2 separate regions of the Homo sapiens genome follow, and region 1 is linked to region 2. The links are chromatin contacts, found by Hi-C or POLR2A ChIA-PET in ENCODE. All regions are on one chromosome and are shown on one strand. Each heading gives the region's core, a stretch centred on a gene start or an enhancer-like site at or near the end of the contact. The rest is flanking DNA. Distances are from core to core; before and after follow the strand shown. Region 1 holds the start of NGRN (neugrin, neurite outgrowth associated). Region 2 holds the start of AP3S2 (adaptor related protein complex 3 subunit sigma 2).

Evidence for each region. A loop is a pair of places that touch in the nucleus more often than their neighbours do. ChIA-PET counts read pairs that join two places held with the same protein, here RNA polymerase II (POLR2A). Pooled maps may share reads with other maps.
Region 1: a loop to region 2 is called in a map of CD8-positive, alpha-beta T cell, with 4 times the contacts of the local background. The contact joins the promoter of NGRN here to the promoter of AP3S2 in region 2. A Hi-C loop is called at or near these places in 5 of 168 maps with a recorded cell type or tissue (CD4-positive, alpha-beta T cell, CD8-positive, alpha-beta T cell, PC-9 and 2 more), 6 of 37 single-sample maps with no recorded cell type and 17 of 50 pooled maps. POLR2A ChIA-PET finds 5 or more read pairs at or near these places in 3 of 52 experiments (activated CD4-positive, alpha-beta memory T cell and activated naive CD4-positive, alpha-beta T cell).

The regions. Positions count from the first base shown.
Region 1 is chr15:90,263,652-90,267,505 of GRCh38, forward strand. It overlaps NGRN (neugrin, neurite outgrowth associated), which reads left to right and starts at 2,021. Exons shown (of 3, transcript NM_001033088.3): 1 at 2,021-2,225; 2 at 2,637-2,747. The coding sequence starts at 2,062. It overlaps TTLL13 (tubulin tyrosine ligase like 13), which reads left to right. Exons shown (of 15, transcript NM_001396017.1): 14 at 296-407; 15 at 1,069-1,826. The coding sequence ends at 1,316. It also overlaps a transcript of CIB1 not described here. RefSeq lists enhancers at 1,033-2,004, 1,492-1,621, 1,982-2,211, 2,005-2,975.
Region 2 is chr15:89,892,559-89,896,264 of GRCh38, forward strand. AP3S2 (adaptor related protein complex 3 subunit sigma 2) reads right to left here and starts at 1,436. Exons shown (of 6, transcript NM_005829.5): 1 at 1,323-1,436. The coding sequence starts at 1,391. All of the region lies in intron 5 of ARPIN-AP3S2 (ARPIN-AP3S2 readthrough), which reads right to left. ARPIN (actin related protein 2/3 complex inhibitor) reads right to left here. Exons shown (of 6, transcript NM_182616.4): 6 at 2,448-3,706. RefSeq lists enhancers at 1-474, 1,467-1,616, 1,971-2,718.

The DNA of each region.
Region 1 (3,854 bases), core at 771-3,270, 370 kb after region 2:
GAAGAGATTTTTTTCAGTTACCTCCTTCTTCCAACGCTCCATCCAAACTTACATAAAAATGTGGTAAGGGGCTGCTCTTCTCCTCTAGCCTAGATTTTGCTAGGACAGGCTGGGCAGTCAAGAACTGAAATCTATGAGTCTGGTCCTACTGGTGCTCCTAAGAGGGGCTGCCACAGAGCAGGGCGCTCCTCATTTCCTGCATCCAGTTCTGCCCCATGAATCAATCCCCAGGATCTTAGGGGCACTGCCAAGCATGAATGCTGCAATCCCACATGTTCCCCGGTACCATCTGCAGCCCAAGAACTTCAACTGGACAGGAGAGCCGGCAGCCATCAACTCCTGTTCATTGTCAATGAAGAAGGCTGGGAGGTGCTATTTTTCCAGTGCCAGAATCAGGCTCACTAGCCGTAAGTATGCAAAACTAGCTTTGGTCATTTTGACATATGTAAATCCCACTAGCAAGCATAGAGCTTGGATGCCCCTAAAATATAATATGGCACTTCCACCAGTGTAAGAATGGGGAAGTTAGGGTACCCATTTATTTACTCCTTTTTTTTTGAGACAAGGTCACGCTCTGTCGCCAAGGCTGAAGTACAATGGCTTGATCTCACTTCACTGCAAACTCCACTCACGGGCTCAAGTAATTCTCCTGACTCAGCCTCCTGAGTAGCTGGGACTATAGGCACACACCACCATGCTCGGCTAACTTTTGTATATTTTGTTTTTGCCACGTAGCCCAGGCTGGTCTTGAACTCCTGATCCACCTGAATCAGTCTCCCAAAGTGCTAGGATTACAGGTGTAAGCCACCGCACCAGGCCTATTTAATCCTTTCTGTACACTAGACCCTGGTGATAGAAATGGCAGAAATACAGTCCCAGCACTCAAGAGGTAATAGGAACATGGACAAAAAGACATACCATACCAATTACAATACAGTGTGGGAAAGACAGTGGAGGGAAGCATGAGATGCCCTTCCTCTGTGTTGGTAATTGGGCCACAGTTGGGAAAGAGGTGAACAAATCTCTTCTGTGAATACCAACTCAGGGACATCCATGTTTCCACTGCAGAAGGACAAGCCAGCAGAAGGCTAGAAGCCATAAACCGAGTCCTGGCAGGATCAGTGCCACCCACTTTAACCCCAAAGCAGGGCTATTTTCTGCAACCGGAAAGAGTGGCATCTGACTCATGGACTGAATGCACCTTGCCCTCCATGGTAAACTCTGAACACAGAGCAGCCAAGGTTCCCCTCTGCCCTGCGTCTGCACCCATGCTGCAGCGTTCCAGAGCACTCCTCAACATCAATCAGTTCAGGTAAAAGCAGGAGGGAAGCACTCTACCTCTCCTGGATAACCTCCCCAGGTTTCCAAAGGGCATTAAATCTTTGCTAAATGAATGACTGCCACCAAGTTCCACTTTGAAAAGCCCTGCCCAGGAACCCCATTTGTATAAGGCAAAATACAAAGACACCAAGAATTCCTCAATACCCTAAGATTAATTGGGGATCGGTAAAGACTAGAAGATGAAGAGGCGCCAAGGCCAGCCATGTACTCATTTCTGCTCATCAAGCCTTAGCCTGGGTTTATCGCTAGGTGATGGGTCTGAACCCTAGGTGCGGCCCGGGGCTGGAGGCCATCCAGGAGACAATGAGCCCCTTTCCCAGAGAAGCCGAGTGCCCAAGGCACTGGGCTGTCGCCGTCAGAAGACTGCCGAGCGGAAGCCCTGCCCACCGAGGTGGCGGAGACAGGCAGGCCTGGGCAGCCGCTGGGGCGGAGGGACGGCTCTTGGAAACGGAATCCGTACTTTAATTAAAGTTTATGCAGTTTTCCAGGAGCGTCCTGTACCTCATTTCGGCCCTCACGTTTCAGGGAAGCCCTCTCCACAGTTACAGGCAGAAAGGGTGGGCCACTGAGCAGCGTGAGCCCAGATCTTACCCCCACCAAGTGAAGCGGGAAATAACTTGCTACTACCCAGCCTCCGGCCCGCCCCTTCCACTTCCGGTCTTACCCGGCTACTTCCGCTGCTGTTTCGTAGCCGACTGCTGAAGGCTGGTTTGCGTCGACATGGCGGTTACCCTGAGTCTCTTGCTGGGCGGGCGCGTTTGCGCCGCCGTCACTCGCTGTGGGTTCGCGACCCGGGGGGTGGCGGGCCCAGGCCCTATTGGCCGGGAGCCGGACCCCGATTCCGACTGGGAGCCGGAGGAACGGGAGCTGCAGGAGGTGGAGAGGTACCGGCTTCTCCCCGGGCCCTCAGCTTGAAGCAGGGCCTCGTGCCCCGGCGCTCCAGGCCGCGCCCCCTTGGCGCCGGGTGTCCTGCCGCTGCTTGCGCAGCGGCCCTTGTTTCTTCTTACCCGTTGTTAGGGGCGCAGCGTCAGGTGTTCAGCTCCCCTGGGACCACTGGTCCCTTCATTAGTGACGTATTTCATCATCAGTTTAGAGAGTTCGGCATGCTTACAGGCAGTTATTGTTCTAGGTGTTAGCTTTCTGGGTGTACGGAGCAGCTCTAAGCCGGCAACATGGCCCGGTTGCCCTTGCGATCAAAGAGAAGAGGGCTGGGCGCTCCATGATTTAGCCTGAGGCTCTTCAAACATCCATTCTGCTTCCACGCATGGCTTCTGCCATTGGTTCTCTTCCCCCAGCACCCTGAAACGACAGAAACAAGCAATCCGATTCCAGAAAATTCGGAGGCAAATGGAGGCGCCTGGTGCCCCGCCCAGGACCCTGACGTGGGAAGCCATGGAGCAGATACGGTGAGACTCAGGATACCTTGTTTGTATCCGCTGTGATGAGAAGTGAAGGATGCTGGAGCCCAGAAACGGGTTTGGCTTTTTTGATACTGCTTTTATATTTTCGTTTACTTTTTGTCGTTGAAATTTATTATCAGAAAAGTAGAGTAATATAACGAACTTCCCTAACCCTGTCATTATCTAGATTTAATAGTGTTTTGTTTTGTTTTTTAAAGAGACGGGGTTTCGCTATCGCCTCGAACTCCAGACCTCAAGTGATTCTCCCGCCTCGGCCTCTCAGAGTGCTGGGATTACAGGCATGAGCCACTGCGCCCCGCCTGGTTTTAATAGTTTTTAACGTTATGACGTGGTTGGTTCATTTTTACTGAAATTTTTAAATAGTAAATCGCAGACATCACAACATTTAACCCTTGAATGTAGGTTGTGACGTTCCCAACCTAAGGTACAGGGATGCTGGTGCTTCCATAGGTAGGTGCATTTTTCTGAAGACAGGATCTATAATTTAGGAAAGCTTAAAAGAGTTTTTAAGTTTTTTTGTTTTGAGTAGGTAAAGTATTACATATGGCTCAACCTAACAGTATAACATGGTATACACATTGAGAATTATTTGTCCCACCCACTCTCCTGTGGGTACTTTTTTTTTTTTTTTTTGGTAGTTGGGGGTCTCACTCTGTCGCCAAGGCTGGAGTACAATGATGTGATCACCGGTCACTGCAGCCTCTACCTCCTGGGCCCAAGCCATCCTCCCACTTCGTCCTCCCAAGTAGCTGGGACTACAGGTGCATGCCACCATGCTTGGTTAATTTTGTTTATTTTTTGTAGAGATAGCCTCATCATGTTGCCCATGCTAGTCTCCAATTCCCAGGGCTCAAGCGATCATCCCACCTCAGCCTCCTAAAGTGTTGGGATTACAGGCATGAGCCACTGTGTGCAGCTGTACTATTTTTAATAGTTTTTCTCTACCAAAAACTAGGCTCTGTGCCCTGAGTGAGCCACTGCGCCTGGCCCTCAATTCTTTTTTTATAGATGGTGTTATTATATTTTTTTGAGGCAGTATATGAGGCAGTATATGACAGTGGTTTTTAATTTTTATTTAAACAATTTTTTCTC
Region 2 (3,706 bases), core at 186-2,685:
TCTCAGTAACCCTGTTAGAAAAAAACTAGGGGGGAAATTTGCATACACACAAATGCAAATACAAATAGTTACGCTGAATACTCATATACATACATATATATATATACTTTTTTGTGTGTGTGTGTGATGGAGTCTCGCTCTTTCGCCCAGGCTGGAGTGCAGTGGCGCTATCTTGGCTCACTGCAAGCTCCGCCTCCCGGGCTCACGCCATTCTCCTGCCTCAGCCTCCTGAGTAGCTGGGACTTGGAGGTGCCCGCCACCGCGCTTGGCTAATTTTTTGTATTTTTAGTAGAGACGGGGTTTCACCGTGTTAGCCAGGATGGTCTCCATCTCCTGACCTCGTGATCCGCCCGCCTCGGCCTCCCAAAGTGCTGGGATTACAGGCGTGAGCCACCGCGCCCGGCCTGAATACTCATATTTTTACCTCGATGTAATCTACTTAATAAAATGTAATCTAGCTTTAAAAATCTTATGAAGGAGTAAAATTATTTTTTCATTTCTAATTGACAAAAGACAATAAAAGTCTGAAAAGGGTTTATTAACTTGTCAACAGACGCAAGAGTAGAAAAGGTGGAGCTGAAGCCTGAACACGTTTTCTGGCTCTTTCCCCTCTTCAGTTCCACCAGTCCCCCAATTATGTAACATTTTGAAACCCTGCCATGAAGAAATATAATCTTCGAAGACAGGAAGCAAATACTGATGTTTATGTGTTTGCAAAGGAACGTGTTGGGAAAATTCAAATTTACGTAATCACTTATTGAGCCCTTATGCGGCAGCATTTATAATTTCTCATCATTTTTCCACTTTTAAACTGATTTTCTTCAACCCTAAGAGTGAAGGGTATCTAGTCTCTGGAAAGTCCCAGCCAACACTGAAGCAAAATAATTCCAAAAAAAAAAGAACTTTTCCAGTTCTGGCTATAACAAAAACTTTCAGAAACTTAATATTTCTTCCTCATGAAACTGTGGTCAACAACCAAAAAGATGACAGAATGTGACTTCAATCACTCAAGTTCTCATCGAGGCACACTCCCCACTGTCGCTTCTATCTCGTTCCCAGAGACCCACGGGAAAATGTCACAAAATGGCACAGAAATGCCAGGATCAAGAAAAGGGTCAGCGAGAGCGGGGCAGTAGGGCGGGAGACAGAAGGCCTGGCACCAGCCTGCGCCTAGATTAAATGCTTAAGTAGGGCGAGGGTCATGCTCGGTGCAGGAGCCCCAGGTGACCAAAGAGCGGTGCCCCCGGGCGCCGAGAGGCCAAAGAGGAGGGAAGACATAGTGGGCGCCCTGAAGGGGCGTGGTGAAGCCGGGCCGCACTCACGAAACGCTGGTAGAAGCGGACTAGCCGTGGCTTCCCATGGTTGTTGAAAACCAGAATCGCCTGAATCATCTTTGCCAGCCACGGTTCTCTCAGCACCGGCTACTCCCAGAAAGCTCCTCCTTCCGCCACAACACGATCACTTCCGGTTGGTGCGCTGCTGAGAGCGGCACTCGGAAACTTGGCCCCGGCGCTCACGAGCCCTAGCACCCAAGGGTCCGGCCTCTCTGACGCCTTGGAGGGCAGGTGCGGATGCCGAGGAGAGTGGTCACCTCGGCCAGCGTTGGTTGGCCAGTCAGGATGCGAATCCGGATCTATGTCCCTCGCCCAGACCGACGGCTGGCCCCAGAAGCCGAAACGACCGTCAGCCGGGTTGCCAAAACGGAGAGGCGGCGGGAGCTTGCTTTTCTCACCGCCCGCTCCAAATCATGCACTCCCGCCATCCCCTTAGCGCTCGCAGAACGTTCCGCGGAGTGGAGACGCCGGTCATTCGGCCGTTCGTCGGTTATGGAACATTTCGTTCATTTTAATTTTTCAGTATTATAATGCTGCAGTGAATTACGTAGCTGTCTCTCCGTGCAGATGGGCTGTTCCTCTATGGTAGACGGTGAATGGTGGAATTAAGGAATTTTTAGTGCATTTCCATTTAAAATCCCAAATCGATCAAGTTCTTATTTTTGTTTGTTCTTTTAATGACCCAGTGTGGGTGAAGTGGAGCATGTCCGTATACTGCAGATGGAGCAGCGGATACAGATGCAAATCGATCCAGAGGACTGTTTGGCGATATGGATCAGAAGCCTTTAAAATATATAACAGTCCGGGCGCGGTGGCTCACGCCTGTAATCCCAGCACTTTGGGAGGCCGAGGCGGGCGGCTCACTTGAGGTCAGCAGTTCGAGACCAGCCTGGCCAACAAGGTGAAACCCCGCCTCTACTAAAATTACAAAAATTAGCCGGTTGTGGTGGCGCGCGCCTGTAGTCCCAGATACTTGGGAGACTGAGGCAGGAGAATGGCTTGAACCCGGGAGGCGGAGGTTGCAGTGAGCTGAGATCACACCACACTGCACTCCAGCCTGGGTGACAGATATATAACATATATATATATATATATAAAACATTAGACTCAGCGTTTCCAGCTCTAGAATTTATGATAAAATGATTGTGGATGTGTGAAAAGATTTAGCCTGAGGAACATACATTTCTGCCAGAGTATCTTCAGAACAGTAAAAAAAAGAAGAAAAAAATATATATCTCAGCAGTGTTATTACAGGGGAAAATGGGAAGAAAATTATTACAAAAATGAGAAATTGGTTAAGTGCATTGTTCTACATTGAATATGAGAAATATTAAATAGATAATAAAAATCATGCTGGGAAAGATTTATGATACGGAAGTGTTCATGACACCTGTTAAGCTAAAAGATTACACAAAGTATGTACAGGGACAACCCACTTTGCTCAAGATTGGAGGCAAATACACCAAAATATGAATCATGTATCTGATGGAATGGCAGAGTCAGGGTGTTTGATCTGTACAGGACCCTGGAACCACACTGCCCTGATTCAAAGCATGGTTCTGCGGACTGCCTGGGCACCCTGGGCAAGTTTCCCCATCTGTAGAAAAGGTGTAATATCAGTTTCCTAAACTGGAAAACTGGAAAATGAGTCTACTGACTTCAGACAGTTGTTATAAACACAAAGGGAGTTAGTATAATATTTGTAAGCACTTGGACAGTGCATGGCACATAACTGAGTACCACATAAGTGATTTAAAAACATCTTTGGGTGGTAGGATTATCAAGTTTTCCTTTTTTTCCTTCAAAGAAATATGTACTACTTTTGCAGCCAGAGTTCTGGGGTTTGCTTGTTTGTTTTTCAGAGATAGGGTCTTACCCAGGTTGGAGTGCAGTGGCACAGTCATACCTCACTGTAACCTCAAACTGCTGGCCTCAGGCAATCCTCCAGCCTCAGTCTCCCAAACCGCCACCACGCCTAGTCCAGTTTTTTGTTTGTTTGTTTGTTTGTTTGTTTGAGATGGAGTCTCACTCTGTTGCCCAGGCTGGAGTGCAGTGGCACAATCTTGGCTCACTGCAACCTCCGTCTCCCGGGTTCAAACAATTCTCCTGCTTCAGCCTCCCCAGTAGCTGGGATTACAGGCACATGCCACCATGCCCAGCAAATTTTTGTATTTTTAGTAGAGATGGGGTTTCACCACATTGGCCAGTCTGGTCTCAAACTCCTGACCTCAAGTGATTCACCCATCTCAGTCTCCCGAAGTGCTGGGATTACAGGCGTGAGCCACTGCGCCCGGCATGGCCCAGTTTTTAAATAAATAAAAACCAAAAGTCAGTTGCACTGAAACTTGACAAAATGTTTAAAATGTTGAGGA